Regions from separate parts of the Homo sapiens genome. Here region 1 is linked to region 2. The links are chromatin loops, found by intact Hi-C in ENCODE. Cell type or tissue: dorsolateral prefrontal cortex. All regions are shown on one strand. Links, peaks and the distances in the headings refer to the core of each region. The heading gives the core; the rest is flanking DNA.

Region 1 (16,040 bases), core at 626-8,625, 100 kb before region 2:
TGCGTCTCTTCAAGGAGCATGTTCTCCTTTTTTTAATGGCTGCATAGTATTCCATGGTATATATGTACCACATTTTCTTTATCCAGTCTATTGTTGATGGGCATTTGGGTTGATTTCATGTCTTTGATACTGTGAATAGTGCTGCAATAAACATATGTGTGCATGTATCTTTATAATAGAATGATTTATATTCCTTTAGGTATATACCCAGTAATGGGATTGCTGGGCCAAGTGGTATTTCTGGTTCTAGATCCTTGAGGAATGGCCACATTGTCTTCCACAATGGTTGAACTAATTTACATTCCCACCGACATTGTAAAAGTGTTCCCGTTTCTCCACAGCCTTGCCAGCACTTGTTTTTTGACTTTCTAATAATTACCATTCTAACTGGCATGAGATAGTATCTCATTGTGGTTTTGATTTGCAATGATCAGTGATGTTGCGCTTTTATTTGCATGTCTGTTGGCTGCATAAATGTCTTTTTTTGAGAAGTGTCTGTTCATGTCCTTTACCCACTTTTAGATGGATTTTTTTTTCTTGTAAATTTGTTTAAGTTTCTTGTAAATTCTGGATATTAGACCTTTGTCAGATGGGTAGATTGAAAAAAAATTTCCCCATTCTGTAGGTTGCCTGTTCACTCTGTGAAGAATGTCAATAGTGGTTTAATGGGAATGGCATTGAAGCTATAAATTACTTTGGGCATTATAGCCATTTTCATGATATTGATTCTTCCTATCCACAAGGATGGAATGTTTTTCTATTTGTTTGTGTCCTCTCTTATTTCCTTGAGCAGTGCTTTGTAGTTCTCCTTGAATAAGTCCTTCACATCCCTTGTTAACTGTATTCCTAGGTATTTTATTCTCTTTGTAGCAATTGTGAATGGGAGTTTATTCATGATGTGGCTCTCTGCTTGTCTATTGTTGATGTATAGGAATGTTTGTTATTTTTGCATATCGATTTTGTGTCCTGAGACTTTGCTTAAATTGCTTATCAGCTTAAGGACCTTTTGAGCTGAGATGATGGGGTTTCCTAGATATAGGATTATGTCATCTGCAAACAGAGACAATTTGACTTCCTCTCTTCCTGTTTCAATATCCCCCCCCTTTTTTTTTTCTTGCCTGATTGCCCTGGCCAGGACTTCCAATACCATGTTGAATAGGAGTGGTGAGAGAGGGTATCCTTTTCTTGGGCCGGTTTTCAAAGGGAATGCTTCCAGCTTTTGCCCATTCAGTATGATATTGGCTGTGGGTTTGACATAAATAGCTTTTATTATTTTGAGATATGTTTTTGTTCTGTGATGGTTAATTTTATGTGTCAACTTGACTGGGCCACAAGACACCCAGACATTTTGGTCAAACGTTAGTGTGGGTGTGCCTGTGAGGGTGTTTCTGGATGAGATTAACATTTAAATTCATCTGAATGTTAGATTGAGTAAAAGAGATTGCCCTTCCTAATGTGAGTGGGCCTCATCTAACCAATTGAAGATCTGAATAGAACAAAAATGTTAAGTAAGAGAGAAGTTCTCCTGCTTGACTGCTTGGGATGGAACTTTGTTCTTCTGTCCTTGAACTGAAGCTTATACCATTGCCTTCCCTGGGTCTTTAGTCCTTAGACTCAAACGGGAATTACACCCTCATCTCTCCTGGGTCTCCAGATATCCAACTACAGATGTTGGGACTTCTCAGTTTCTATAATCATCTGAGCCAATCTTCCCTTCCTTCTTCCCTTCCTTCTTCTCTTCCTTCTTCCCTTCCTTCTTCCCTTCCCCTCCCTCCCTCCCTCCCTCCCTCCCTTCCTTCCTTCCTTCCTTCCCTCCTTCCTTTCTCTTTCTCTCTCTTTCTCTCTTTCTTTCTTTCTTTCTTTCTTTCTTTCTTTCTTTCTTTCTTTCTTTCTTTCTTTCTTTCTTTCTTCCTCTCTCTCTCTCTCTCTCTCCTTCCTTCCTTCCTTCTTCTCTTTCCTTTCTTTTATTCCTTTCTTTTTTATCTATTTATCTATCACCATCATCCATCTATCTATCCATTCATTCATCCATCCTACTGGTTCTCATTCCCTGGAGAACCCTAAGGAGAGTTATGATAAGAGAAAATATGGTCATGGAAAACTTCTCGAAGAGACAAGTTGAGAAGAAGGTGGAGAGAAGAATTTTAGGTGAGTCACAACTTTTCTAAGAATCATATTGCAGAACCTGGCACTTTATAACACTTGAAGAGTTTTTCCATCTACCCTGGGTTTCTCCTGTTGCCATCCTCAGCTCATAGGCTCACAATTGATAAGGAATCGCTCCTTGATCAAACTGTAGTCAGGCTCCTTTGAGCCTTGTTTTTACTAGGCCTCTCTGTGGCTCCCATCTTTGGCCTGCTGAGGCCAGTTTTAGCTAGAATCCTACTAAGCTATTTTATAGACCTTGATATTCAGCCAGGCTTCTTTTCATGTGTTTTTTATCTAATCAACTCTCTCAGCCTCCTAATACCTAATAAAGTTCCTCTTGGCAATTTTTATTGTCTCCCTCACTCTGACTATAGGCTATAAATCCCCACTTGTTTCAGTCATATTTGGAGTTGAGTTCAATTTCTCTCACCTGTGGCACTAGTCTCTCCCCCATTGTAATTGTGTTGAATAAAGCTTGCTTGCCATTACTAACAAGTTTCCAGTGCAATTTTTTTTTCTTTTACACCATTAGGAAATGACACTCCAATAGGTAAAAATTATAGGGTGAAGTTTGAGACTGAATTCTAAGACCTTCTTTCAATTTCAGTCAAAGCATGATTTTAGACTTTTAAGAATCCCAGTGTGAGCCACCCAACAGTTACCTAGCATATTTTAAAGCTATGTCCTTCTGCTGTCAAGAATTTGGTTTGTGTATAAGGAATACAAGCTTTTTTTAAAAAGCTAATCAAATTAGATAGATAAACCTATTAATGAAATTCTCTTAAATGAGACCCAAAGATCATTATTACACATTGAAGAAGTATGCTTTTTTATATTATAATTTATTTTCTAAATTATACAGGCTATAGGTACTCCTCGTTCATTAAAGGTAGTGAGGTATGGAAGGAACCATGGGCCCAAGTCAGGATAAATCAGTCCTGATATGAACCTACTGACTCATTGTTTCATCTCAGACAAGCCATATTTCCTTTTTGTGCTTTAGAAAGTTGGTATAGATTTGTAGCTAAGAGCTGGCGGTCTAGACTTAGAACTAACTGGCAGAATTAAATCTCATCTCCAACATTTATTAGCTGTGTAACTGTGGGCAAATCACTTAAGTCCTCTGTTTCAATGTATTTTTGTTCTATGGGATGGGAATTATAATAGTGTCCATCTCTTGGTAAGGTTAAAATAGATCATAAATGTAAAGCTCTTAGTAGAGTAGCTAGAAAAGTCTCAATTAACATTACTGATACATAAAAAACTGTTGAACTAGATAATCCTGAAGGCTCCTTCATTTTCTAAATGTCTATAAAATTCATAATGTACATAGGGGTTTAAAATAGGCTGCATGTCTGTATTGAATCAGGGCCACAGCTAAGAAGAGATAGTGAAAGAATGACTGTAAATTTCCTTTCAGTCAGTAATCTGAAAACCGTATAATGTATTTATTGTGCATTTCCACATACTAAAGAAAAAGAGTCTTCAGCTAAGTAGAGGAGAATGTGGAATATTTGCATCTTTTTACAGTGAATCCTGTGGGATATTTAAAAACAGATGTATACAAAAGATAAGTAGATCTGTTGCTATTTTCTGCACTAATATTAATGGACAGCATTCCACAGTAATACTTCCACTGTAGGTTAATTACAAAATGCTGATGAGGCTTTCATGTCATAATTAGCATGCTTCAGCCTATTTTATCTGGTACCTCTGGGTCAAATATCTGGTCCATTGACTATTTTTTTCAATGAGTTAACCACAACTTTAAGTGGCCTATAATTATAACAGTGTTATTGGCATTTATTCTAAAAACAAATCACATATATTACAACAAGATGGCAGAATACCAGCATATTAATAGCTAGTGGTGTGCTGATAAGCCAGCTAGCTGGGAGAGGAAAAAAGCCCTGATTTGTGGTGTTTGCCAATTTCTGCAATACAAATATTTTCACCGTGACTGATTTCAAGCTATCAATCATTTGACAACAGGCCTGCAAAAGTCCTAAATATTTAACAATAAGCTTTTATAAGCCAGTCCAAGCCAGTACCAGCACACTACTGAACCACTGATACTTTTACATACTGAATTCTTATGTTGGAATAATGTTACTTCTTTAGCTGTCCCACAAATATGTTCATTCAATTAAAATTCATCCATTAGGAGAGTATCTTTATGTAAGACTTAAGTGCACTTTACAATAGAGGTTATAATAATTTGAGTCACAGACTACTTTGAGGAGCTAAGCAAGGCTATATACATTTTCTCTCCAAGGGGGGAAAAGTACTAAGAATTTTGAATATAATTTCAGGAGATTCTTGGATCTCCTTACATTTGTTCATGGGTGTCAGCTTTAAAACGCCTGCTATTTCTTTGAGCTAGAGAAACTAATGTGACAGGCAACATTCTGAATGTCATTGCTTCAGTTCACTAAGCTTATAGATTACTGGAGTGCTAAAAAGTCACTATCTCATTGCAAAAGAGTTAAGTTACCAATACAGTCATGTGTCACTTAGTGATGAGGATATTTTCTGAGAAACGCATCATTAGGCAATTTTGTTATTGTGCAAACATCATACACAAAACTAGCTGGTATAGCCTACTACACACCTAGGCTATATGGTATAGCCTATTGCTCCTAGGCTACAAATCTTTACAGCATGTTCTTGTACTGAATACTGTAAATAACTGTAACACGATAGTAAGTATTTTTGTATCTCAACATATCTCAACATAGAAAAGTTACAGTAAAAATGTGATATTATAATCTTATGGGACCACCTTCACATATTAGTCTGTGGTCTACTAATGACTGAAACATTGTTATGCAGCACATGACTATATTTTATTAATCATGTTTACTGTGTGGACTCTTCTATCATTATTCTAAAACTCAGAGATCACAAGGAATTCATAAAAAGATCATGAGGTCAATTTAATTAACCTCATTAGAAGCATTAAACAATTTAATTTTGTTTTCTCCCTTTGTTCTATGAATTTTATATGAACCATTACATAAGCTAACTCTAGAACTTGTGATATTTTAATTTTCATTTTGAAATACATACTTCCTATATGTATATATGTACATGTGTAGATGTATGTATAAACAAAAACTCAGCCAACATTATTTTATTCTTTTTTTTTCTTTTTGAATCTTATTTCCTCCTGACTAGGTCAAATCCCTTTTTCATATGGTGCCAAAGTACTTGTATTTATATTTTGTGGCACACTTCACAATCAGATTTAAGCAATTATTGTTGTCATGGTTTTCAGAAATAATAATCTCTTCTTCTAGACATCAACTTTCAAGGGCAGGAAGTTTATAACCTGGCATGATGCACATCTCCTAATGTCACCAAGTGAAGATGTGTTTAAAGGAAGAATTTATGTGTAAATAATTAGCTGATACAAGTTTTTAAAAGAAAAAGATAAATGAGGAGAAAACAAAAAAGGACCAAAGTTTTAGTCAAGCAGTCAAATTGCTAGCTTTAGTTTTAGTGTGTTTCTCTTTCTATCTATTCACTGACAACAGCAGCATTTTTAGTCCTGGTAATCGGGAGGTGATGTTAATTTGATGTTTAAGGGTTAATAGATTATCATTCAAGAATATCTCTACTTTAAAAGGCAAGTAGAAAATTAATTTCTCCTCCATTTTTGAGGTTTTGTTTTGCAGAGCCTTTTCAACTCAATCCTCGAATGACCACAGAATTCTGCCCACTAATGTAAACCATCATGAGAGAATTCTGATTTATTAAAACTGGGTTGCAATTAGCAGAGTTTCTTTGTTTGTTTTAATGTTGAGTATCTGAATATGACTATTAAATTAACAAATGATGATGTCAGAGACCAATACCCCCATTTATCATTGGAATCATTCATTCAACTTATGAACAATTCAGAGGCTAAATGCTGGAACTTTTGTGTTTCAGCATCAGTAACTCCTGAGATTGGGAAGGGCCTTCTTGTACCATAGGGACAGCAGGCATATCATTATAATCACAAGTGATTGGTTGGCCAACTGAAGGTCAGGTATCCCTGTCAGAAACCTAATCTTAGTCTTTTGTCTCTTAATATGGTTCCATTTGAAATTGTTGCTTAACTCAATACATTGAAATATGAAGCCAACTCACTTTATCACATATTTATTGAACATCTACCATTGTGATAGATATATTGCCATTGTTCCAACAACAGAAAAAATGAATACCAGATACATCATGTCTTTGACAAATTTACATTCTGGCAAAGCAAGAACATAAATCACTGAAATAAAAAGCAGAGTGAAGAAAAAGCTTAAGAGACATAAACTGACAGAGAAGTCAGATACAATATCTATTTGAATAAATCAAGCAAGGCTTCATGGAGGAAGCACCACACTGAGATGAACATTGAAGGATGAGTAGGATAGAAACAGATGGAGATTGGAGATGAAGTGGGCCTTCTACGCATGAAGATCTGCAGCTGGGAAAAACTGTGGGATGCATTTGCATAAGAACAGCAAGTAATTCCATTTGAATAGAGTATACATTACTTGTGATGGTATAATGGAAAATTATTCTAGGAAGTAGTTTTGTCCATATTACATGTGTGAAGAGTATTATGTAAGTAATAAAAGACTGAGTAAGTAAAAGTTATGGGTTTGAGACCAATTGTTGCCATTTGACTTGTCTTTATTCCAAGATAGTAGACCATACTTCCATCTATACTATATGAAATTAGACATTAGAAATCCAAGTCTAGACTAATTTATGAAAATAACTAAGCTCCTGTTTGGTATAGTTTATGCTTCTTTTGACCTTCCACCGCAGCCCCTCCCTCTTCTCATTCTTCTCTAAGTTGAACTTCTTAGTTTGGATCCAATTCCTAATGAGAAATGGCTGATAATGACTTGGCGATTGGGGTGGTAGAGATAATCATTCTAAGGAGCATTCTCATATTATAAGGGGGAACTCTTAAAGTAAAATGCTGTAGGACTGTAAGGAATCACATTATAATGGCAGTATATGAGGCAGTAGGTAAATACAGGCGTGCCTCAGAGATACTGTGGGTTCAGTTCCAGACCATTGCAATAAAGCGAGTCACACTTTTTGTTTAGTTTCTTAGTGCATATAAAGGTTATGTTTACACTATATTGTAGTCCATAATAGCATGAAGTTTTAAAAATGTATATAACTTAAAAATATTTTGTGGCTAAAAAACAAAAATGATAATGTAAACTGTCAGTGAGTCAATCTTTTTGCTAATGAAGGATCTTGTCTCAATGTTGACAGCTGCTGACTGATGAGGGTGGTGGTTGCTGAAGGGTGGGGTGGCTGTGGAAATTTCTTAAAATAAGACAACAATAAAGTTTGCTGCATCCAATGACTTCTACTTTCATGAAAGATTTCTCTGTAGCATGCAATGCTGTTTGATAGCATTTCACCCACAAGAGAACTTCTTTCAAAATTGAAATCAATCCTCTCAAACCCTGCAGCTCTTTTGTCAGCTGTTTATAGAATATTCTAAATCCTTTGTTGTCATTTCAACAACGTTCACAGCATCTTCACTAGTGGTAGATTCCATCTCAAGAAATCATTTTCTTTGCTCATCCATAAGAAGCAATCTCTAATTTGTTCAAGTTTTATGATGAAGTTGCAGCAATTCAGTAACATCTTTGGGCTGAACTTCCAATCCAGTTATCTAGCTTATTCTACCATATTTGTGGTTACTTCCTCTACTGAAGTCTTGAACCCCTCAAAATTACTCATGAATGTTGGAAGCAACTTCCTTCAAACTCCTGTTAATGTTGGTATTTTGACTTCCTCCCATGAATCACTAATGTTCTTAATTGCATCTAGAATGGGGAATTCCTTTCAGAAGGTGCATTTTACATTGTCCAGATCCATCAGAGGAATCACTATCAATGGCAGCTACCATCTCATGGAAATGTATTTCTCAGAGTTGAAATTATTCCTTGATCTATGGGCTTCAGAATGACTGTTGTGTTCACAGGCATGAAAACATTAATATCCTTGTACAATTCTATCACAGCTCTTGGGTGAATAGGTGCATTATTCATAAGCAGTAATATTTAGAAAGGAATCTTTTTGTTGAGCAGTAGGTCTCAACAGTGGGCTTAAAATATTCAGTAAACCATGCTGTAAACAGATGTGCTGTTACCCAGGTTTTGTTTCCCCATTTATAAAGCACAGAGTAGATTTAGCATAATTCTTAAGGGCCCTAGGATTTTCAGAATGGTGAATGAGCATTGGCTTCAACTTCAGGTCACCAGCTGCATTATCCCCAAACAAGAGAGTCAGCCTGTTCTTTGAAGCTTTGAAGTCAGACATTGACTTCTCTTCTTTAGGTATAAAAGCCTTAGTTAGATGGCATCTTCTTCCAAGATAAAACTGTTTCATCTGCATTAAAAATCTTTTTTGTTTTTCTGTAGCCAACTTCATCAATTATCTTAGCTGTAACTTCTGGATAACTTGCTGCAGCTTCTACATCAGCACTTAATGTTTCAGTTTGCACTTTTATATTATAGAGAATGGCTTTTTTCTTTAAACCTCATGAACCAACCTCTGCTAGCTTCCAACTTTTCTTCTGCATCTTTCTCAGCTCTCTCTGTCTCCATAGAATTGAAGAGAGTTAGGGCCTTTCTCTGAATTAGGCTTTGGCTTAAGGGAATGTTGTGGCTGGTTTGATCTTCTATCCAGACCACTCAAACTTTCTTTGTATCAGCAATGAGGGTGTTTTGTTTTCTTACAATAATTTATGTGTTCACTAGAGTAGCATTTTTAACTTTCTTTAAGAGCTTTTCTTTTGTATTCCAAACTTGGCTAAAAGCTACAAGAGGCATAGATAGCTCTAAGCCTATCTCAGTTTTTTTACATCCTCACTAAGCTTAATCCTTTCTAGCTTTTGATTTAAAGTGAGAGACTTGCCGCTCTTCCTTTCACTTACACTTAGAGGCCATTGCAGGGTTCTTAATTGGCCTAATTTTAATATTGTTTTGTCTCAGGGAATAGGTAGGCCCATGGAGAGGGACCAAGATGGGGAATGGCTGGTGGGTGGAACAGTCAGAACAACACAATATTTATTAAGCTCTCCATCTTCTATGGAAGCAGTTCATAGGTTTCCCAAAATAATTACAATAGTAATATCAAAGATCACTGACCACAGATCACCATAAGCACATATAATAATAATCAAGTTTATTGCGAAAATTATGACAATTGATACAGAGACATGAAGTGAGCACATGCCTTTGGGAAGAAAGATGCCAGCAGATTTGCTCAACAGCATTGCCACAAACTTTCAATTTTTTTAAAAGTGCAATATTTGAGAAGCACAATAAAATTCAGCACAATAAAACAAGTTATGCCTGTAGACTGCTGCCAAGGGACACTGATGTTGGCTTCTCACATCATATAAAGTAGAACAGCACGTACATGTCTTCCTTCTGTGGCTCACAGTGGCCATTGGTAGTAGGAGTGACAGCCTGACTCGGAACGTAGATGACTCAGGACGAACCATTTCCATTAATGGAAATTAATCAAGGTATAGGTGCCATGCCTTTCCAGTCACGTTCTTGGCATGAACTAGTGAAGGGGCATGAGGCAGTTAGGATAGTGGAAAGATAACTAAAAATCAGGCAGTCTTGGGTTTTGAAACCAGATCTAACTCTCAGTTTTCACGTTTATTAAAAAAAAAAAAACTAGCAATGGGTACATGAGTTGTAAGAGCCATTCTACCTCTCTAATATCATATGAGAAGGCATACATTATGGGATGTTCCTCTCTGAAGTTTTGAGGCATAGAGGAGAGTCAGCTCTGAAAGAATTCAGGTTTTGTTAAAGTGGAAGCTTTGATAGTTTGTTCTTGACATCTGTTCACTAGAGAGGGCTGCTGGGAGGTGAGAGTTGTGCATGGATGACTGACATGGGAATTGGGGACCTATATCTTCGGTCAGCTCCACAAAGTGGCATTCTGTCAGGAAGATGTTCCGCTGGGCAGGTGGCAACTGTGGGTCATGCTGGGAGTGCCACTGTTTGTGGAAAGAAGAGATCACATTCTGGAATGCTGCCTGGAAGCGGCGAGACAGTAGGTTATAGATAATGGGGTTGACAGCTGAGCTCAGGTAGAAGAAGACACCTGGAATGCAGGGGATTTAAAAAGATGTGCTGAGAAGAACTTAAGTGACCGGCATGAAGGAAGAAGCATAAATATTTACAAAGGCCTAGAATCCCTGTGATTGCCTCTTTTATAAGTGATAATACATACAAGCATCTAATTGAGAATACAAAATGCTCTGAATAGATCTTCCACCTGTGCACTTAGCCATCAAACACAAAGATTAAAGAGTCTTGGAGTAAGTTAGGCTGACATGGGATCTCTCTGAGATGTTCAGCAACTTTCTTTGATCACTACTTGTTTAATTAAAGAACATGTTTCTATAACATGACTGAAAGATGCTTAAATATCAGAGGGAAGAGAAACGTTTCTATCTCATTGGAATTTTACTTAAATCTATAATTTGGGATTGCAAGTAGTGGAAGAAGGTAAATCAGCCAAGGCTTAGTTCCTGCTGAGACTCCTTATAATGCTAAGATACGGCTTCAAAGAAATATTCCCTAGCGTGCTGTTCCTACCTACCCTTTTCCCTTGATGGTTCCTCCACCTTTTGAAGAATTGTATTTTACCATTTATTTCCTCTACCAATTAACCTTCACATTGTCATTTTCCTGTTTGGAATACACTCTTCCTTTATTGCCTTTTTAAATTTTATTTCTCTAAAGCCCAAAATCAGCCCAAGTTTGGGAATCAGAGGACCTAGTTTCTGATCTTGGCCCTCTAATATCCTGTGGCCTTAGACAAACCCTGGCACTTCAGTTTCTTTCTCTGTAAAATGGGAATGTGATTTCCAGCCTAACCCACCTCCCTGGATTATTGTGAGGGTAAAGTTAAGATACCATCCACAGAGAGGTTGAGAATGGCTAAGAATGTAAAACAAGTGATGGGTAATATTGCCAAAAGGTTCCTTGTTGTCCTTATTTATGTGGTTCAGAACATTCAGAATGCTATATGCCTTGTTTACAGAATAAACATGGAAGAATGTTAAAGGAGAATATTTCTATGCATTAATACTATTAGTTCATTCAAAAAATAAATATTGATTTAACTCTTATTATGTGCCATGAACTTCAAAGCACATTGGGAGGTAGTGAATTAGACTTTGTTCTCCAAGATCTTGGAATGGTACTGCAGAGACAAGATTTATGGCTAAGTTAAATAATTAACAATACAACAATACCAAGCAGTATCTGTTAAGAACAAATATGAGATAACAAATCATGCTATAGCAATTCACATAATAACAGAAACACAAGGACTGTGATAATCATAAAAGATTTAGTGGGGGGTGATTGAACTCTAGCCAGGCCTCAAAATGGGTAAGAGATAGTTGAGGAAGACAGGAGAGGGTGTTGCAGGTACAGGGTATATAGCACGCATAAGTATTCAGGGGCAGGAATGGCCATATTGTGCAGGAATAATGTGCAGAACTCTCTAATTACCAATTTGATAAGTATATGGTCTATGAATAAAAATAATAAAAGTTGGAGGATTAAAAGGCAAGTTGGGGGTATTTTCTGTAGGGTTTAAGAGATTTAGATTTAATCTAGTGGCTAATATAAAAGGGGGGAGATGGTATCTGAACAGGATCATGTCATTATTGAGGCTATAACTTGAAAATCTTAAGATAATTGCCTTGACGCATCCAGAGAATTGTAGTCAATTAGTCAAGTCTCATTTGACCTTGTAGTGCTTTCTCATTTATTTAAACATTTCTGTTTTCCGCAGATTAACCAAAAGGATAAACTAAGAGGTATACATATTTTTGAGCTTTGGTTGCAAATGGTTGAACAGGAAAGTGCTAATGTCCAGGAATAAGCTATACATTAGGCCTGCTGAGTACAAAAAAGAGGGTGACAGAAAATACATAGTATACACAATATTCAGTATAGATGTCATTGTTTCTGCTTTGTACACATCTGGAGCTTAACTTGTAAAAGGTGATCTTATCTTTCCTTTCCGGTGATGTCTTCTATAATCTAATGAGCCCATAGAATCAGCCGGTGACCAGGAGAGGTGGGGGGACAGAAGAGGTCTGAGCCTAAGGCTAACACTGAGTTAGCTGTCACTGACTGAGAAAGAAGAAACTAGGTGGTCATTCTTTGCTTCATTTTAGTAGAAAGAACACTGAACTTGAAGTTAGATGACTTGGGTGGGTTATTTGTTAGCTAAGTGCCTTAGGGCAAATCATTTCTTCTTGTGGAAGGGTTTTATTTTTGACTATACAATGTTAATCATAATATCCACCTAATGACCTTGTGATGATTATAGAAAGATATACAGCAATTACAGCTTAAAGAGCTCTTTAATGTCTATTATTGCATTTGCTCCTTACCATCAGTCCATGGTTTGTGTACAGGAGGCTTTTTTTTTTTTTTTTTTTTGCCATTTTACAGTTGAGGAAACTTTGGTGTGAAGGCAGCCACGTTCTCCAGATCACTCAGAATAGCAATGGTGAAATTGGGTTGCAAATCCAGGTCATCTGACTTACTGACCTTTCCACCATGGTTTCCACAATATACTATGGTATCCTCAACAAGCAGAGTTACAGTAGCCTAAAAGGAGAACTTGATTACCTATGAATACCATTTAGTTTTCCTTCATGAGGATATAATACTTCCCAAAGGCAATATGAGATTTCAGGGACATGGGTGTTTACTAAATAAGAACCAATTTAATTGCATGGCCATTTGGAGGATAACCAAAGGAATCACTCCTTGACCATTTTCCTTCTGTAATCATCACAGTTAGACTTGAGGTTTTCCATAAAGTAGCCTTGAAAATAGTGATCTGGTATATATGTATTTGGAACAGTATCAAACATAATCAATCTCTGAATAAAAGAAAAATCAAATGTCTTCATTATAGCATGGCAGATCCCCGTGATAAATTGGAGTACTTAGGCATCTAAGCAAGATGAAGAAGAAGGTGCTGTTACCTGAATACTAGTCATGCACCAAATCCAGCTAAGGTTTTACCTGACACCACATGGACGAGGTTGAACACAGCAGCCAGGGATTCACTCCACTCCTCCACAAAGCTGAAGAAGAGTCGGTCAATGTGGAACGGGGCCCAACAGATAGCAAACACTAAGACCAAGACAACTGAAAATGGATGATAAATGGGAGACCAGAAGACAGTCTGTGCAAGGATAGGTATACAATGCTCACTCTGAGTCAATCATTTCTTCTGGCAGTTTTTCCCTTCAACTTTGTTAAGCTATAACAGTTATAGAGGCAAACTAGATCCCAAAGAGTCTCAGTACAAAACACTTAAAACACAAGAATGAATTGTATAAGATCTAGGATCAGTTTTCCATAAGATTATACAAGATTTCTTATATAATGTAAAACTTTTTAGAACATTTAAAATAGTATTTAATTTATTTCAAAGTCCTGAAAACATCTTATTGTGAAAGATAAATAATAAACTGTTAAATGTGTATATAAATTCATCTTGTTGTTATAGGAATAATTAGAAGTTTCTCTGAATTCAATAATTTAAAATTCTGCAATGGGTAGGCAAGGAGAAAGAAGAGATCAAACAACCACAAGCCTAATAGTACTTTACAAGAATCTTTTGATTGGAAGGGGTGTGTCTGTCATATTATAAATTGCTACAGCACAGAATTCCTTCCCATCTCTTATTTTCACCTCCCAAAACAGAGACTGGTATTTCTGTAGTTTTTCTTTGGGGCATTTAAGCTCCACAAATTAAACACACACACACACACACACACACACACTTTTTTTTTTTCCTTTTGAAGTTGTAAATACTTTACTTTGCTATGACATGACTCTTGGGATTCGCCTAAAGATAATCTTTTGGGGCTAGGGGAGAGATAAGGGTATACATGAAACAAGATTAGCTATGAGGTAATACTTTTTGAAGCTGGGTGATGGGTACATGGGTATTCATTTTACAGTTTTCTGTACTTGTGTACAGATATGAAGTTTTCATAGTAAGCAGTATTATACATGCATTTCCTGTTGGCATTAAACACATTCAGAGTAAGTTGTTTGCCTGTGTGGTATGGTTTCAAAGATAACTATAGGTTTCTACTGAATTTGCCAACCCAAGAAAAGTCCCTAATCTGTTCACTACTGCCTACAATTCCCTTTAATTAAAACTTTAATTCCTGACGGGCGTGGTGGCTCAGGCCTATAATCCCAGCACTTTGGGTGGCCAAGGGGTGGATCTCCTGAGGTCAGGAGTTCAAGAACAGCCTGGACAAAAGCCCGTCTTTACTAAAAATACAAAAATCAGCCAGGTGTGGTTGCACACGCCTGTAATCCCAGCTACTCAGGAGGCTGAGGCAGGAGAATTGCTTGAACCTGGGAGGCAGAGGTTACAGTGAGCCGAGATGCCACTGCACTCCAGCCAGGGCAACAGGGCAAGACTCCATCTCAAAAACAACAACAACAACAGCAACAACAAACAACTTTAATTCCTGTTAAAGTTGAACCCCATCCCAACGCAAATACTTTACAGTGTATTCTGCTATTGTGACTTTAATATGAGTGAGCTTCATGTTTTTTTTTTTTTTTTTTTGTGAGAGTAGATTATGACCAAGGAGAAAAGGGGAGGGATAATGAAGAAACTATGTTTCTTGATAGAGAAAGTCAAGTGCCAAGAGGAGCTAAAATATTTCCAAGAAGATAACTCTTAGAATCGAGAAGACCCACTTCAGGGACTTCACAGTTTATTTTTTGTTCAGAAATGCTGTATAGTTACAGTGAATGTTTCATATGCATATTAGCCTGGAGGATTCATTTCTTCTAAACTTTAGATTTTGATTTGCAAAATGTATTATAAATCTCCTTTCCCTCATCAGTAACTCCTCTCATATAGTAGTGCTGTATCATATATTTTTATAACATTCTTTTGGGAGACTGTGGCTCAGTAAGTGAATTTTTAAAAAGATCTTATTTATTCAAAAGTATACTGTTTGAAACAAAGTTATACAATGTCATATGTGAAATGGCTACTTGGAGATGCTTGCCAGATGTTCTTAACCTGGAACTAAAAGATCCCATGGAGTCTATGAGTATCAGGGGTTGGTTCGTGACCTCCTGAGATGGATTGTAAAATCTTTTGTGTATGCATATTTGTTCATTTTTTTTTTTTTTTGGAATGGAGAGTCTACAGCTTTCATCATATTTTAAAAGAAATCCATAATACAAATAGGTTAAAAACCTGCTTATTTCACAGAGGGGGAAAGTGAAGCTCAAAGGCTGAGAAAGTGAATGTAATTTACCAAGCACCACACAGAGTGTATGTCAGTGGATGAAACTGAGAGTGTTGTTTTGAGGGTTCAAAACCAAAAATGAAACAAAACACACAGGTCCTAGAAGCTTGAAGAAGCAAAGGAAGACAGGTCACCTAGCGTTGACATAGACCATTAAGGAGGTGTCTTCATTATATATCTCTCCCCTTTGCTCCTTGATCTTAATCTACTCTCATAAATACTCTGTTTCAGGATAAATTGGAACCTACCCCAGCAGCATTTAGTTGGTACCAAATGTACCTCCTTTGCTCTTATGAACAAAACAAAACAAAAAACAAAATGGGGCACTTACACAGCATCTTGTTGACTGATTTTCTGCAGGGTCTTTGAATATTTGCATTCCCTTCATCTGCCTCAAGAGATTTGTCTTTCTTTAGCTGAAAGGGAAGTAAGTTGGGAGAGATAGTAAGAAAGAGAAACATTTTTCCTCCTGTTAAAATCTGAGAAACATAACTCAAACGCTCATTTTGAAGACAGAAGAACTGAG
Region 2 (16,040 bases), core at 3,556-11,555:
CAGGCGTGGCGGCGTGCGCCTGCAATCGCAGGCACTCGGCAGGCTGAGGCGGGAGAATCAGGCAGGGAGGTTGCAGTGAGCAAAGATGGCGGCAGTACAGTCCAACTTCCGCTCGGCATCAGAGGGAGACCGTGGAAAGAGAGGGAGAGGGAGACCGTGGGGAGAGGGAGAGGGAGAGGAAGACTGTGGGGAGAGGGAGAGGGAGAGTCAGAGTCAGAGTCAGAGTCAGAGTCAGAGTTAGAGTCAGTGAGAGTCAGAGTGAGAGTCAGAGTCAGAGTCAGAGTCAGAGTCAGAGTCAGAGTCAGAGTCTAGGGTGTTTTTTTCATTGGCTTCTGACGAGTACTCCAGGAACCTCAGCAGCTTCCGACCATGTTGACATCTGATAACTTGAGTTGATGGATTAGAAACTATTTGTATAAGTTTCAATCTCAAATCCATATGATGCATAAGTTTATGGTTAGAATTTTTCATGGAGAATGTGTCTTTGCCCAAATCCATACCCAAGGTTAAGAAACGAATTTTTAATTGCTTTCTTGTGATATTTTGTTTTCTTTTTCTATTTCACCTCCTGATGAGAAAGCACCGTAAGCATCTTAGCTTTATACACTCATCTCAGTTCCAACTTTTTGCTTCACTTAGGTCCAGGGACCACTCTTCTGTCTTTGGGCAGTAAAACTCAAGCCTCTTAATTACTAGGATTGACAGGGCCCCTGCCATTAGGACAGCCACAGCCTCATCACACAGGATTTTGTTTGCTCTTCATGTTAGGCCCTATGATATGCTTTTGTCTATTGTCTTAGGTATGCATGTGATACGAGGTTATATTTTATGTAGCATTTCTATATGCTTGTAGTGAAAATATTCTGAGTTATCTAGCATTTCATATGCTGCAACTTGCAGTCTCTTTAATGTTCCAGTTTATTTACTTATTTTATTTTTAGGGTTTTTTTTTTGGTGGTGGTGGTTTGTTTTTGTTTATTTGTTTGTTTTTGCAACTGAAATATCCTAACTATTCAATCTCTAAGCTCTCATGTTCTTCCACCCACTAGGGCACCTCAGCTTTGCATTATATATATACACTGTTAGATGTCTAGTATTAAGAACACAAAAATTCTCCTTACTCTGACTTGAAAAAAGCCAGAGTCTCTGGGATTTAAAGCCCTTCTAGAGAAGGAGAGTGGAAAAGGAGGGAGAAGCAGATTTACTTTTTCCCTTCATTTGCTATAGCAGTGAGAGTATCATAAATCCATACATCAATAAATTATCCTCTACAAACTTGTTGGTATTAATCTGAGGCAAATTTGTCCCAAATAATGTTACATGCGTGCACGCTCACTCCCCTTCCCCTGCCCCACACACACGCTTTAAAGAGCAGGGTTAGACAAATTAATATACTTCTGGTAAATTACAAGGCTTCGATGCCAAGGCTGCTGTAATGCCACAGAAAAGAAAAAAATGTTTATTTGAGCATATACTGTTTACCTAGAACTGTCCCAAGTCCATCCTCATAAGCAGCCCTGGAAGACTCTTGATCCTAATTAAAAAATAATCTTAAAATCCATTCCTTTTAAAACTTATGAAGCTGGAACTATATATAATTTCAAATTACTTCTCTGGTCTTATTTTTTATTGTGAGTTTTTATGCTGAGTATTTTCTAAATATTGTAGACGTAAAATATGCAATTAAACTGCTCATTTCTTTATAAACTTTACCGTCTTTTTAAAAAAATCAGAGTATAATATTTAAGTAAATCACATTCTTATTTTCAGGGAGTAAAGAGATACTGGACAATTAATATAGAAACTGTAACCCGTAATTCATCTAGTGAAAGGTACGTGAAAATAGATCATTAATTAAATTAAAAACCAATAATCAAATGTCTCAAAATGATGAGTTTCCCCAACCCAAATGTATGATGTGAACTTTGCAGTCAGGTAAGGCTTTTTGTTCCTACCCATTTCCTTTTGCTCTATATGTATTATTTTTGCCATGTTTTTGGTGAAAATTATTACTAAAACTTACCACACAGCCATTTCCCCTCTTTAAGAGCAAAATTCTACCTTCAGCAATAGAATTCTTACTTCTTTTCCCTTTTTTTGTATGTACTTAGACGTTAAACTTATACTTCCATCAGGCATTATTATAGCGTATTATGCTAGGGATTGCATGCAAGAAATATTTTTTCCAAGAAAATTATGGCTCTGAAATTTCCATTAATGGACATTTTAAATTAAAATTTAAATTACTTAAAAACTCCCTTTCAATAACAATGTTTGACTTTTTTTTGTCTCTCCACCTATTCTAAAAAACAAAAATACAAACCCTCACTTATCAAGAGGTCATTTAAAAAATATATCCCAGTATCTGACGTTCAGTAACAAAGTCAACTTACCAATGGAACAGAACAGAGGCCTCAGAAATAATGCCACACATCTACAACCATCTGATCTTTGACAAACCTGACACACATAAGCAATGGGGAAAGGAGTCCCTATTTAATAAATGATGTGGGGAAAACTGGCTAGCCAAATGCAGAAAACTGAAACGGGGCCCCTTCCTTACACCGTATACAAAAACTAACTCAAGATGGATTAAAGATTTAAATGTAAGATCTAAAACCATAAAAATCCTAGAAGAAAACTTAGGCAGTATCATTCAGGACATAGGCATGGGCAAAGACTTCATGACTGAAACACCAAAAGCAATGGCAATAAAAGCCAAAATTGACAAATGGGATCTAATTAAACTAAAGAGCTTCTGCACAGCAAAAGAAACTATCATCAGAGTGAGCAGGCAACCTACAGAATGGGAGAAAATTTTTGCAATTTATCCATCTGACAAAGGGCTAATATCTAGAATCTACAAAGAACTTAAATTTACCAGAAAAAAAATCCCATCAAAAAGTAGGCGAAGGATATGAACAGACACGTCTCAAAAGAAGACATTTATGCAGCCAATAAACATTAAAAAAAAGCTCATCATCACTGGTTATTAGAGAAATGCAAATCAAAACCACAATGAGATACCATCTCACACCAGTTAGAATGGTGAACATTAAAAAGTCAGGAAACAACAGATGCTGGAGAGGATGTAGAGAAATAGAAATGTTTTTACACTGTTGGTGGGAGTGCAAATTAGTTCAACCATTGTGGAAGACACTGTGGCGATTCTTTGAGGATCTGTAACCAGAAATACCATTTGACCCAGCAATCCCATTACTGGAAATATACCCAAAGGATTATAAATCATTCTGCTATAAGGACACATACGCATGTATGTTTATTGTGGCACTATTCACAATAGCAAAGACTTGGAACTAACCCAAATGCCCATCAATAATAGACTGGATAAAGAAAATGTGGCTCATATACACCATGGAATACTATGCAGCCATAAAAAGCATGAGTTCATGTCCTTTGCAGGGACATGGATGAAGCTGGAAACCATCATCCTCAGCAAACTAACACAGGAACAGAAAACCAAACACCACATGTTCTCACTCATAAGTGGGAGTTGAACAATGAGAACACATGGATATAGGGAGGGGAACATCACACACCAGGGCCTGTTGTTGGGTGGGGGGGCTAGGGGAGGGATAGCATTAGGAGAAATACCTAATGTAGATGATGGCTGATGGGGGCAGCAAACCACCACGGCACGTGTATACCTAGGTAACAAAACTACATTCTGCACATGTACCCCAGAACTTACAATTTAAAAAAAGTAAAACAAAGGATGTTGAATAATCAAAAAATGCATTATCCTTAGCACTTTAAAAAAAAAAACTCGATTTTCAGAACACCGGTTGATTTTATTGCCCACAGCAAATTAAATACAACAAATACACAACAAGTTGTGACTAGAGTTTGACACACTCAAATTCACAAGAGATGGTTGATGAATGAAAAATCAATAATTCAAATGACTCAAGTCTTTGTTAAGAGTAAGGGGAAAAGGTTGTTTTCATAGTGATTTTTTTGAGTTTTGAGAGTAACTCCTATATATGCCTCAGTTCTCAGTTGAGATATTACTTCTGTAAGGAGACCATCTCTGAATTCCTACCTCTCTTCCACCACTACCACCTTGAAGTTAGTTCCCTTGTGATAGCATTGATCACACTGTGTCATCATTTCCTCATTATATGCAGTTACTACTACTAATTTCCAAGCAAGTTCATGACATTATTTTTATGTGGCTTTCTTAGTCTTGAACAGTGTCTATTACAATAAATATCTTAAAAGAATGAAAGTATTGTCACTGGTGTTTATCACATCTGTGACCTGGAATTAATAATTAATTGAAGTAATGAACTTTCAGAACTGAATAGCTTGGGAAAATTAGTCTATCCATTCATATATACAGATGAGGAAATTAAAGTCCAGGGAAGGAAAATGACTCAACCTAAAAAACAGGTAGTACATGACATACCTAAGTGAGAACAAGTATCTTCTGAATCTTATTTCTGGCTATTTCTATGACCTGATGTGGTTGTTAAAGATGACAGCAAATTGAATTTGTACTGTAAACCAGGCACTGATGCTCAACAAAATACCTGTTTAAGACTCATTTAGTCTTAAACACCCTGATGAAGTTTACACAAGTATTTTCCACATTGTTTGAGGCTCATAGCAGTTGAGAACCTTGTCAAGAAATTGAAGCAGAGTTTGCATCTTTAACTCCAAAATCCCAACTCCTCACTACCACCCCAGCCCATCCTTTAGGTTCATTCTCCCAATTATAAAGGCAAGCCACATGTGAGTCCACTGTGCTGATTTCTAAAATGGCTATTGGTTCATGACTGCAAGCCAAAATTTCTGAATAAATGGAGATTTAATTCAAATTTTAAAAAATGAGGAGAGGATTACTTCAATGGTAGTAAAAACTTGAAAAACATTGATTTGGATGGGATATTAAGTACTTAACAAAATATAACCTAGTCTATGAATATGAAAATAATATATCTACATTGAACCATCAAACTCAAAATCATGCATGAAATATTATTTCCCACGTAAAATATTTTTGAATATTTGGATTATACTTAAAAGTATTGTAAAGCTGATAAAACTTTGAATATAAGTCTGCTTTAAGTTTTTGTTAGCAGTTTGTGCAAAGAAAAAAAGACTCCCCAGGTAGCGAGAGGTGTAGGCTATTAGGCATTGGGATAATTGTAGAAGAGTCTATGTAGCTGTCTGGTTTGTGCCTGGTTAGTGACTGGCAGGCAGCTGAAGACAAGAGCAGGTTACCCTGCATCTGCATGCATGAAACCTATCTTTAGGCCTCTGAAATGAACATGGCAGTGGCATGTGTGCAGTATGCATAGAAGGAAGTAAAGGCTATGCCACTGGTGCATTCATTTCAGTGTAATAAAACTAGTCATCATGGAATCAACCTAGATGGCCATCAATGTGGACTGAGAAAATATAGTACATATACACCATGGAATACTATGCAGCCATAAAAAAGAATGAAATCATATCCTTTGCAGCAACATGGATGCAGCTGGAGGCCATTATCCTAAGCAAATTAACACAGGAATAGAAAACCAAGTATTGCATGTTCTCAGTTCTGAGTGGGAACTAAGCATTGGGTACACAAAAGCACAAAGATAGGAATGATAGATAATAGGGAATCCAGAAGGGAAGGAGTGGGGCAAAGGCTGAAAAACTACTTATTGGGTATTATGCTCACTACCTGGGTGACAGGATCAATTGTATTCCGAATCTCAGCATCATGCAATATGCCCATGTAAGTAAAAAGCCTGCACGTGTACCCTCTGAACCTAAAATAAAAGTTGAAGTTATAGAATAAAAATAAAAGATAGTTAAGAAAGAATACTTCTCCAAGTGAAGCTATTAATGTATTAATACTAAAAAGATAGAGCTGGTTCTTATTGGGAACTTATTACGGGTGCATGACTTCATTTAATCCTCGAATTAGCTTATGAGGTAAACAACACAATCATCCCCATTTTATCAATAATGAAACTGAAACTCAGGTTAAGTAATGTGCCTAAAATCATACAGCTATTTATTTTCTCTCTAGAATCTGCATTTTAGCTATAATCCTGTTCTAGGGATGCAGTAAATATGTTTTCCTTTTGCATAAAGAAGAAGCAAGCATCTTCAACTGGGAGAAAACAGGGTGATCCAGTAGAAATAATTTAAAGAGAAAAATGTGGGTTCACTATATGAAAGTGCATGTTGCCTTTAACATAACATACAGGTGAGTTAGGCAACATACTGTTGTGTTGATTTGTCACTAAACCGCTTTCACAGGAGAATATGTGTATGTTCTTTCTATGATCTCCCCAAAGTTTTGTAAGTTCTCATGATACTTGCTATATATTCTAAACAACTGTGGCCTGTAATATTCCTCAGTAGAGTGAACTACAGAAAAGGCCCTGACACTAACCCTTTGTACCATAATATTAGCCAGTTACACTCCCACAGAAAATGAGAGAAGAAAAGAGTTAAGATAACTAAGATATTCATTAAAAGTGCAGGCCTACTTGTTTCTGCGATGATTCAAAATGATGATGATACCATTGGAAATTGTACAGATCTATCTGTGCTATTTTGTGCGGCCAGAGTTTTGGGGAGCATGTTTGGAGTAGAGCTGCTGGATCAAGCCCTTCATGCATAGCCGATTATACTTGGACAGTGCAAAGGCCGGCACACTGTTGCTATTTATGGATGAAAATCATTTTGTGATTTGTTAGTAGCTCTGTAGAATACGTTTCTAGAAGTGAAACTGCTGAGTAAAAAGGATTTTTAATGCAATTTAATATTGCCAAATTGCATCCCCACAAATAGCATTATAGTTTATTATCCCATCAACAGTGAAAGGGATGCTCTTTAAAAAAAAAGTTTAATTTTCACTACAAATGTCTTTCTTTTATTTACCCCAAATTACATTTTTTCCAAACAATTGTTGTTTACATAGGAGGATCATAACAGTGGCATCTAATTAAGTCCTAACTGCCAGTATTTCTTCCTGGAAATAGGTCTACCTTAGGGGTTAGAATATGAGGGGCAGTATTACCCCATATAACAGAAAGCAAAATAGCTGAGGATTAATTCGCTGGCATATATATTATGTTGTTTAGATACTACTTCTCAAATCTATGCCCATTTTTTTGAGGATCTCTTCTCTTTAAGTGTGCTGGAATTCTTGATCCTCCTTAGAAGTGTAGCTCATTTATTTTGTTGCTTTGCTAGTATCATGGCATACTAATAAGGCTTTTGTGAAATGTCAGCATAGACTCTTTTTTTCTCATCCTGCAATTAGTGAATTTGCTGGCAGCCTTCATTGTTCTGTTTTGAGAAAAATTGACTGTTACAGAGATTGTAGCAGCATTTATAATTATAGGCCAGGAATTGGGGTTATTATTTATTCTATTGGATTTAGAAATTCCTGTGTGAATTTGCACATGTTCTTTAGTGTGCTGCTTTTCTATGGTATAAAAATTTTTAAAGTCTATAATCTGTTTATTTCTTTTGTAGGAAAAAATGACAAAAAGAAACATACTTAAAGATATAGAGTAGGCCAGGCGTGGTGGCTCACTCCTGTAATCCCAGCACTTTGGGAGGCCCAGGTGGGCGGATCATAAGGTCAAGAGATTGAGACCATGCTGGCCAACATGGTGAAGCCCCATCTCTACTAAAAATGCAAAAAAAAAAAAAAAAAAAAAAATAGCTGGGCATGGTGGCATGTACCTGTAGTCCCAGCTACTTGGGAGGTTGAAGCAGGAGAATCACTTGAACCTGGGAGGTGGAGGTTGCAGTGAGCTGAGATTCTGCCACTGTACTCCAGCCTGGTGACAGAGCAAGACTCGATCTCAAAAACAAAACAAAACAAAAACTAAGGTTTTTTTTCTTCTCCCCAATTAGACCAATTTCAGCTAAGACGTATTGAAAATCTCCTGTAAGCCAATTAATATGGAAATCTCAAGATGAGACCCTTGTCCCTACCATCAAGGAAATTAGTTGGAAACACAAACGTTTAAACCAATAATTATTATGTGTAGAGTTTTAAAAAAATGAGTAGCAAAGACAAATAACTACCCCTCAATTAGGAGCTGCAGAATAAAAATCATTTTAAGCATATGCAAAGAATTTGAGACATGTAAGAGTTACACCATATTAAAGAAAAAGACAGGTGATGTTTGGTGAGTGTTTGAGTTTTCTAATGTGCAACAAATTATCAGAAACTTAGTGGCTTAAAACAACATTCATTTATGATCTGAGTTTTTGTAGGTCAGAAGTCTGGGCATGGCTTATCTGGGTTCTCATGAGGCTGAATTCAAGCGTCAGTCAGGCTGCATCCTCCGTGAAACTTGGGGTCATCTTTCATGCTTACATGGCTGCTGGCAGAATTCAGTTCCTTATGTTAGAAAAACTGAGGTTCCCCATTTTCTTGCTGTCAGCCAATGTCTGCTCTCAGGTCCTAGAGGCCCCCACAGTTCCTCATTACATGGACCTTTCTATAGGCAGTTTGCATCACTGCTTCAGGGGAACAAAAAAATCCCTATACATGAAGTTATTGACCATTTCTAAAAGGCTCCTGCCTGATTAATTTAAGCCCACTCAGGGTAGCATACCTTTTATTTAACTCACGATCAACTGTTTTGAGACCTTAATTATATCTGCAAAATACCTTCACCTTTGCCATGTAATACTACATAATAACAGGAGTGATATCACTTTTGCCATCTTGAGTGGCTAGAAAGTTACAGACTCTGCCCCCATTCAAGGGGAGAAGGTTGAAGAAGGGGATGAGTTACGTGGGTAACCTTAGAACTCTGCCTATGAAGGTAGGTAGATTTAAGCAGCAACAGGGATTGAACTCTCAGAACTCTTGTTCAGTAATCTAAGGGTCAGGGATTCTCTCCTGCAGGTAATGTTGATTTATTGTTAGGTTTTAATCCAAGAAAGACTGCAGTTTAGTAGAATAAAAGATAATTTCTCTGGCTGTGTGAAGAACGGTTTGACAGTTGTGCTGGATGAGCTACAATTAGGAGTTGATTAAATAAGTCAGTAGGATTGCCTCAAGACTGCAGCCTTGGCAGTGACCATAAAGACTGGCAGGAGGGGCAAATACTAGAAATATTTAGAAGGGAGAATGGAACAGTAAAAAGTGAGCGATTGGATATGCTGGCCAATATATAACTGCATTTAGCTGCTCTTTCTCAATCAAGATTTGATCCTAAGGAGACAAAAGGCATATGAAACACAGCCTGCAAAGGATATAAGTATACCTTGTGAAACGATGTTAGAATTTTAGAGCAATTGAAGAAAAGCTAAGAGTTTAAGTAAGTTGTGTTTATGTAGCAGTCTACATTCTCAGAGCAATCTTTACGTATGGGTAAGCTATATGTATGCTTACATTGTTAAGCTGTGACAGTAAGTAGATATTTTGAGAACTTTTTACATCAATAAAACATCAAGTTACGTAAAAGTTGCAAGAAAAGAACAAGGAACTTCATTATATCCTTTGTTCAGATTCATCAGTTTTCATTTTGGCCCATTTACTTCATCATTCACTTTCTTTATATAGAGATACAGATGTGTATATACACTTTTGAAACATTTGAGAGTAATTTGCAGACATTATGCTTACTTATCATTAAATACTTGTGTCTATTTCCTAAAAACAAGGTTTCTATTTGCTAATGTTTTGTGAAAGATTTTCATCTATGTTTATAAGGAATGGTTGTTTGGAATCCTCTTAACTCTTTTGTTAGCTTTTTGTATCAAGGTATACTGGCTTCATAAAATGCATTGGAAAGAATTCTCTTCTCTGTTTTACAAATTTGTGTAAGATTGGTATTCTTTCTTCTTTAAACGTTTCATAGTATTCACCAGTTATACTATCTGGGCCTAGAATTTTCTTCTGAAGAAGCCTTTTCATAATGAATTGGATTTCTCTACTAGACAAAGGGCTCTTCAGATTCTGTTTCTTCTGTTTGTGTTTAATCAGTTATAATTTTCAAAGACTTTATCCTTTGCATTTTTGTTGAATTTATTGGCATTTTTCTTCCCGTATTATCTTATTCTAAGTTTTTGTCTTTAAATAATTTCAGACATGTGAAATTTGTAAAAATACCTGTATACATTCACTCAGATTCCCCAAATGTTAACATTTTAAGCCAATTACTTTGTTCTTTCTTTCTCTGCTTTTTTATACACAGATATTTATAAAATATAATAGGATATAATAATAGATTTCTGAACCTGATACTCTGTCCTAAATTACAGATATAATAGCTCTCTATCTCTAAATACAATTGTATGTATTTCCTAAAAACAAGGATGTTCTCTTTCATAACCACAGTGTAATTTTCAAAATTGGGAAATTAACATTGTTACAATACTATCATCCAAAATACAGACCTTACTCAAATTTTACCAATTGTTTCACTAAATATCCTTCATAGTAAAATAAATTAAAAAATCCCTGATTCAAGTTCCAATTCAAGCTCACGCATTTAGTTATCAAATCTCTCTAATTTCCTTTAATCTAGAATACAGTCATGTGCCATATAAAGAAGTTTTGGTCAATAATAGATGGCACATACAACGTTGGTCCCATAAGATTATAATACCACAGTTTCAATGTACTTTTCTACATTTAGAAACATAAATGCTTACCACTGTGTTACAATTGCCTACAGTATTCAGTACAGTAACACGCTGTACAGGTTTGTAGCCCTGGGGAAATAGGTTATACCATCCAGCCTAGTAGGTGTGTAGTAGGCCCTATTGTCTAGGTTGGTGTAAGTAGACTCTGTGATGTCTGCCCAATGACGAAATCATCCATTCTTCAGAACATAGTCCTGTCATGAAGTCACGTATAAAGGTAGTTCCCTAGTCTTTATTGTCTTTCGTGACCTTGACATTTTGAAAAATGTTCATTTTGTAGGATGCCCCTCGATTTATATCTTTTAAAAAATATTTTTCTCTTTATATATTATTTCTCACCAGATTTGAGTTACACAATTTTGTGAAGAATATTACAGAAATGATGCGTTCTTTTCAATAAATCAATAGGCATATGATGCCCATTGGACCCATTCATGGTGGCGCTAACTTTGATCACTTGGTTTTATCAGTGTCTATAAGTTTTCTTCACCATAAAGTTAATAGTCTTTTGTGTGATTAACAAGTATTTTTTAAAACTATTAAAATATCCTGTTTCTCATCAAACTTTTATCTATTAGTTTTAACACTGATCAATGATTCTAGCCTGAAACAGTTATTACTATGGTGTTTAACAATGACTTTTAATCTCATCACTCTCCCTACATTTTAATTGCATTGTATTATGAGTTTTTATATCTCCCCATTAGTTTCCTCATTTATTTATTTATGTGAGCATGGTCTTATGGATTATTTTATCGGATGAAATCTATTTGTATAGTTACTAATTGTTTTTGTCCAAGTGTTCTGAATTTGGTCTCTTTCAACTAGGTTCTGTATACATTGACGTGTCCTAATCATTTTTGAGCACTTCCTTACGTCTGGCATGTTCCAGGTGGACGTTGTGCTTTGACCCAACCCTGGAGTTAGCCTTTCCTCTGGGAAAACTTGAGTACTTTAGTTGAGGTTGGTATTTAAAAATCATGATGTGGACGTGAAGTGTTCTCTTTGCTACTGAGTGTCATTTCTTGTAAGCCCCCTAAGTAGACTGAGATAAGAAACGTAGGTATGTGTATCAATATACACACACCTGCATACACGTATCCATATCTAGAGCCATAAGTTGATGTGGATGCTTCCACTTCCAGTCCAATTCCACAGAGTTAATTCTAACCTTTCTCTTTCTATATTTGTAAATGTCTTTTCTGACATTGAGAAATCTCATTATCTAAAATGTATTATTTCCTCATTCCTAGAATATATACGAAATAATTTTAGTATTGCTAACCCATAAAACTGTGAAAAACACACCTATTACCTAGAGTTTAACATTTGTTGACTGTTTTAATACTTGAGGGTATAGAGTGAAAGCAATGTATTCAAAACTTACATGAAATGATTCCTTATCCCTGTTTAGTATGATTATTTATCTGAATTAGTTATGCTCTCTTTCATTCCTAAAGTTGGTAATTGTGCTTTCTTTTTTTTAATGATCATTGTTGTGAGGGATTGATCACTTTTATTAATCTTTTCAAAGAACTTGCTTTGGGCTTTATTATTATTGTACTCGTTCTCTATTTCTTGTATTTCTGCACTTTAGCATTTCCCTTCTTCTACTTCCATTAGGTTTCATTTGCTCGTACATTTCTAGCTTCTTAGATGGAAACACATTTAACAAATTTCACTATCATTCTATTTGACATACTTCTTAATTTCCCTGTAACAACTTTGATCTACGTATACATTTTCCTATGTATACTTTTTGATTTTCAAGTATATAGAGCTTTTACACATATCTTTTATTAATTTTTAATTTAATTTCATTGTGGTCAGAGAATACATTCTCTAACATAGCAATCTTTGGAAACTATTTCATAATTAAAATTTATGGCCCCATATATGATCTTTTTTTTAAATATTGTACTTGGATTTGAACATGTATTCTACAGTTGCCAGGTGTAGTGCTCTATAAATATTATCTAGGTCAAGAAGGTTTATAATGCTCAAATTTTCTGTGTTCTGAGTCTTGCTTTGTGGTTGTTTTTTTTTTTTTTTGGTCTGGTTGCTAGAAAATAACACAAAAAGGAATGTTAAAATTGATAATGAATATTGTGGATCCGTCTGTTTCTCCCTTTAGGTCTTTCAATTTTGCTTGCTGTTTTTGGAATCTCTCCTAATAGGCACATAAATTTTTAATTGTTGTATTCTTGAAAAACTAAAAGTTTTATCATTATGAAATATCCTTTATTTTCTCCTGTAGTACTCTTTGCCTTAAATTCTATTTTATCTGATATTAATATCTTCATTCCAGCTTTTTGATGTTTAGTGTTTTCATGATGTATTAGGGTTTTCATTTTTTATCCTTTTATTTTTAGGTTATTAGTTTGTCCTTGCATTGCTATAAAGAAATACCTGAGACTGGGTAATTTATATATAAAAAAGATTTAATTTGCTCATGGTTCTGCAGGCTGTACAGGAAGCATTGCAGCATCTATTCAGCTTCTGGGAGGCCTCAGGAAACTTACAATCATGACAGAAGGTGAAGAGGGAGCCAGCACTTCACATGGCTGGGGCAGGAGGAAGAGAGAGGGGTGAGGTGTTATATACTTTTAAACAGCCAGATCTCACAATCACTCACTCAATATCACAAGAATAGGACTAGGGGAATGGTGCTAAACTATTCATGAAAAACTGCCCCCATGGTCCAGTCACCTCCCATGAGGCCCCACCTCCAGCACTGGGGATTACATTTCAACATGAGATTTGGGCAGGGACACAGATCCAAACCATATTCGTTATCTTTGTCTTTAATTCAAATGGTGTCATTTTTAGACAGCATATATAGTCAGCCCCCCTTATCCATGGGTTTTACAACTGTGGATTCAACCACTCAAGATTAAAAAGATTAAGGAAAAACACAAAAAATAACAATACAACAAAATACAAATAAAAATGCAAATAAACTATTTACCTAGCATTTACATTGTATTTGCTACAGACTTATTAGTAATCTAGAGGTAATTTAAAGTATAGCCATTTACTGCAAAATGACATTTCAGTCAACAGCTGACCATATATATACAATGGTGTTCTCTTAAGATTATAATACCATATTTGTACTATATCTTTGTTTAGATATGTTAAGATACACAAATACTTATTGTGGTACATTTGCCCACAGTATTTCATACAGTAACATGCTGTACAGTTTATAGCCTAGGAGAAATAGGCTATACCATGTAGACTAAGTGTGCAGGAGGTGAAACTATCTAGGTTTGTGTAAGTACACACTATGATGTTCACACAATGATGAAATCACCTAAGTATGCATTTCTCAGAACATATCCCTGTTGTTAAGCCATGTGTGATTATGTACGGGAGGATGTCTGTAGATTATATGCAAATACTATACCATTTTATGAGATACTTGAGCATTCATGAATTTGTTTAAGGTCTCCCTGTGTCTTTTTTCTTTCTTTCTTTAAGTTGATCAAATATTTTTTAGTGGACAATTTTATTGGCTTTTTAACTATACATCTTTATATTTTTGGTGGTTACCCTAGAGATTATAATATGCATTTTAACCTATTAGGTCTACTTAGGGTTAGTACTTTACCAATTAATGTAAAATACTAGAAATGTGCAACATCATAGTTCCATTTAACTATCCGTCCTTGAAGCTATTGATATTTATATTATACCTATTATTTACAGCTCTACTTATAGTGTTAAACTATTACAATTTTTAAAGTAGTTGTGTCTTTTAAATAAGGAAAAACAGAGACTCTTATTATTTACCCATGCATATCACTTTTGGTATTCTATACTAGTTTCTGGAGTCCTGAGTTTCAATCTGTTATCATTTTCCTTAATTTGAATAATGTTCTATAGTAGTTCTTGAATTTGAATAATGTTCTATAGTAGTTCTTGAAATCTGCTGGCAATAAATTCATGCAGTTTCTACTTCTCTGAAAATATCTTCATTTTACCCTTATCTTGAAGCTTATTTTCATTGGACACAGGTTTCTTTTGTCTTCTAGCCTCCTTTGTTTTTGATAAGAAATTAGCCATCATTCATATTGCTGGTAGTATGTCCTTTATCTTTTTTCACTGGCTGCTTTAACAATAGTCAGTTTATCTTTGGTTTTCAGAAGTTAGACTATGATATCCCTAGGTATGATTTTCTTTGTGATTATTCTGACTGGGATTTTCTCAGCTCATTGGGTCTGCTTGTTTGTTTTTCTTCCCCCAAGTTTGGGGACTATTTGGCTGCTTTTTTTCTTTTTCAATTTTTTCCCACCTTTTTTTATCTCTTCCTTACTCTGAGACTTCCATTCCACACACATGCACATACACTCTCTGAAGTGAACTCAATATTGTATTGTCTTCATAATAAAACAAAAGATGAAGTTTAGAACTGGATCATTTGGCTTTTTCTCTCATCTCTCCCTAATTTAAAATTCTTGCATTTCTTAATAGTCAGCATTCTCTTAGATCTGCATTTGGGCTCAACACATTTAAGCCTCATCACAATCTTCTTTGTAGTTTTACAGAGACTTTTCCAGAAAATCTGCTTGGTCTGCCCACCATAGCCTGCTCTGCTTCCTGTCAGAATGAAGCTAGGCATACCAAATTCCTTGATCTCCTTGTATTGTGTGTCTTCACGGTGTTGATGCTTGTCACATTTCTTTTAGGAATGTTCTCATGTTTTCTCAAGTACTACAGCCTGGGAGCTGTTGCATACATTTTAGAACACTTATTATTATCCCATAAGCCTCTGAGCTTCTGATTTATTTTCAGTCTTTATTCTCTCTGTTCTCCAGATTGGATAATTTCTACTAAGATCCAATCTACCTTCAGATACTAATCTACAGAAGATAATCTCTCTCTACATTCACTGATCTTTTTTTCCCCTTGTCTCCAGTACTCTTGTAACGCCTTTTCAAATAAATTTTCATGATATTTTACTCTTTGGCTGTGGAATTTTCATTTTTTTCTTTTGTTTAGCTTTCATTTTTCTGCCTAGTTTCCCTGCCTTCTTTATTCATTATGACATATTTGTCTTTACTTTTTGAAACATCGATTTAATATACCTTTTGAGTCCTTGTTTGCAAATTCCAACATCTTGAACATTTCAAGTTCAGTACCTATTGACTGCTTTTTCTCTTGACTGTGGATTACATGTTCTTTTGTGAGTTTACTAGTTTATTCTATACTACATGTTCTAAAGGAAACATGGTAGAGACTGTGATTCAGTTTTCTTCTAAAGGATGTTTGTTTTTTTTCTGATAGGCAGTCCACCTAAACACCAATTGTCTCTCTTGAAGTGGATGAAATCTGAGATCTCTGCTCAGTTCCTCCAGCCTCACAGATAATGTTTTACAGTCTGAAACTTGGAG

What was found. Peaks named below come from ENCODE experiments on the same cell type or tissue, not always from the same donor. Only the 100,000 strongest peaks of a DNase experiment are listed, where the experiment ranks them.
Region 1: it touches region 2 in a loop (3-fold over the local background); 2 of 110 quality-filtered maps call a loop at or near these places.

What each region holds. Positions count from the first base shown.
Region 1 is chr5:152,382,215-152,398,254 of GRCh38, forward strand. NMUR2 (neuromedin U receptor 2) reads right to left here. Exons shown (of 4, transcript NM_020167.5): 2 at 15,846-15,930; 3 at 13,245-13,370; 4 at 9,332-10,287. The coding sequence ends at 9,977. Among named protein-coding and RNA genes, the nearest start is that of NMUR2, 15 kb to the right of the region's middle. RefSeq lists an enhancer at 4,540-4,709 and a cis regulatory region at 4,625. In dorsolateral prefrontal cortex, for the core only: no CTCF peak of the experiment used is centred there; no DNase peak of the experiment used is centred there; H3K27ac peaks cover 554 bases.
Region 2 is chr5:152,480,666-152,496,705 of GRCh38, forward strand. It overlaps the pseudogene RPL36AP20. Among named protein-coding and RNA genes, the nearest start is that of NMUR2, 83 kb to the left of the region's middle. RefSeq lists an enhancer at 125-174. In dorsolateral prefrontal cortex, for the core only: no CTCF peak of the experiment used is centred there; no DNase peak of the experiment used is centred there; H3K4me3 peaks cover 904 bases; H3K27ac peaks cover 3,072 bases.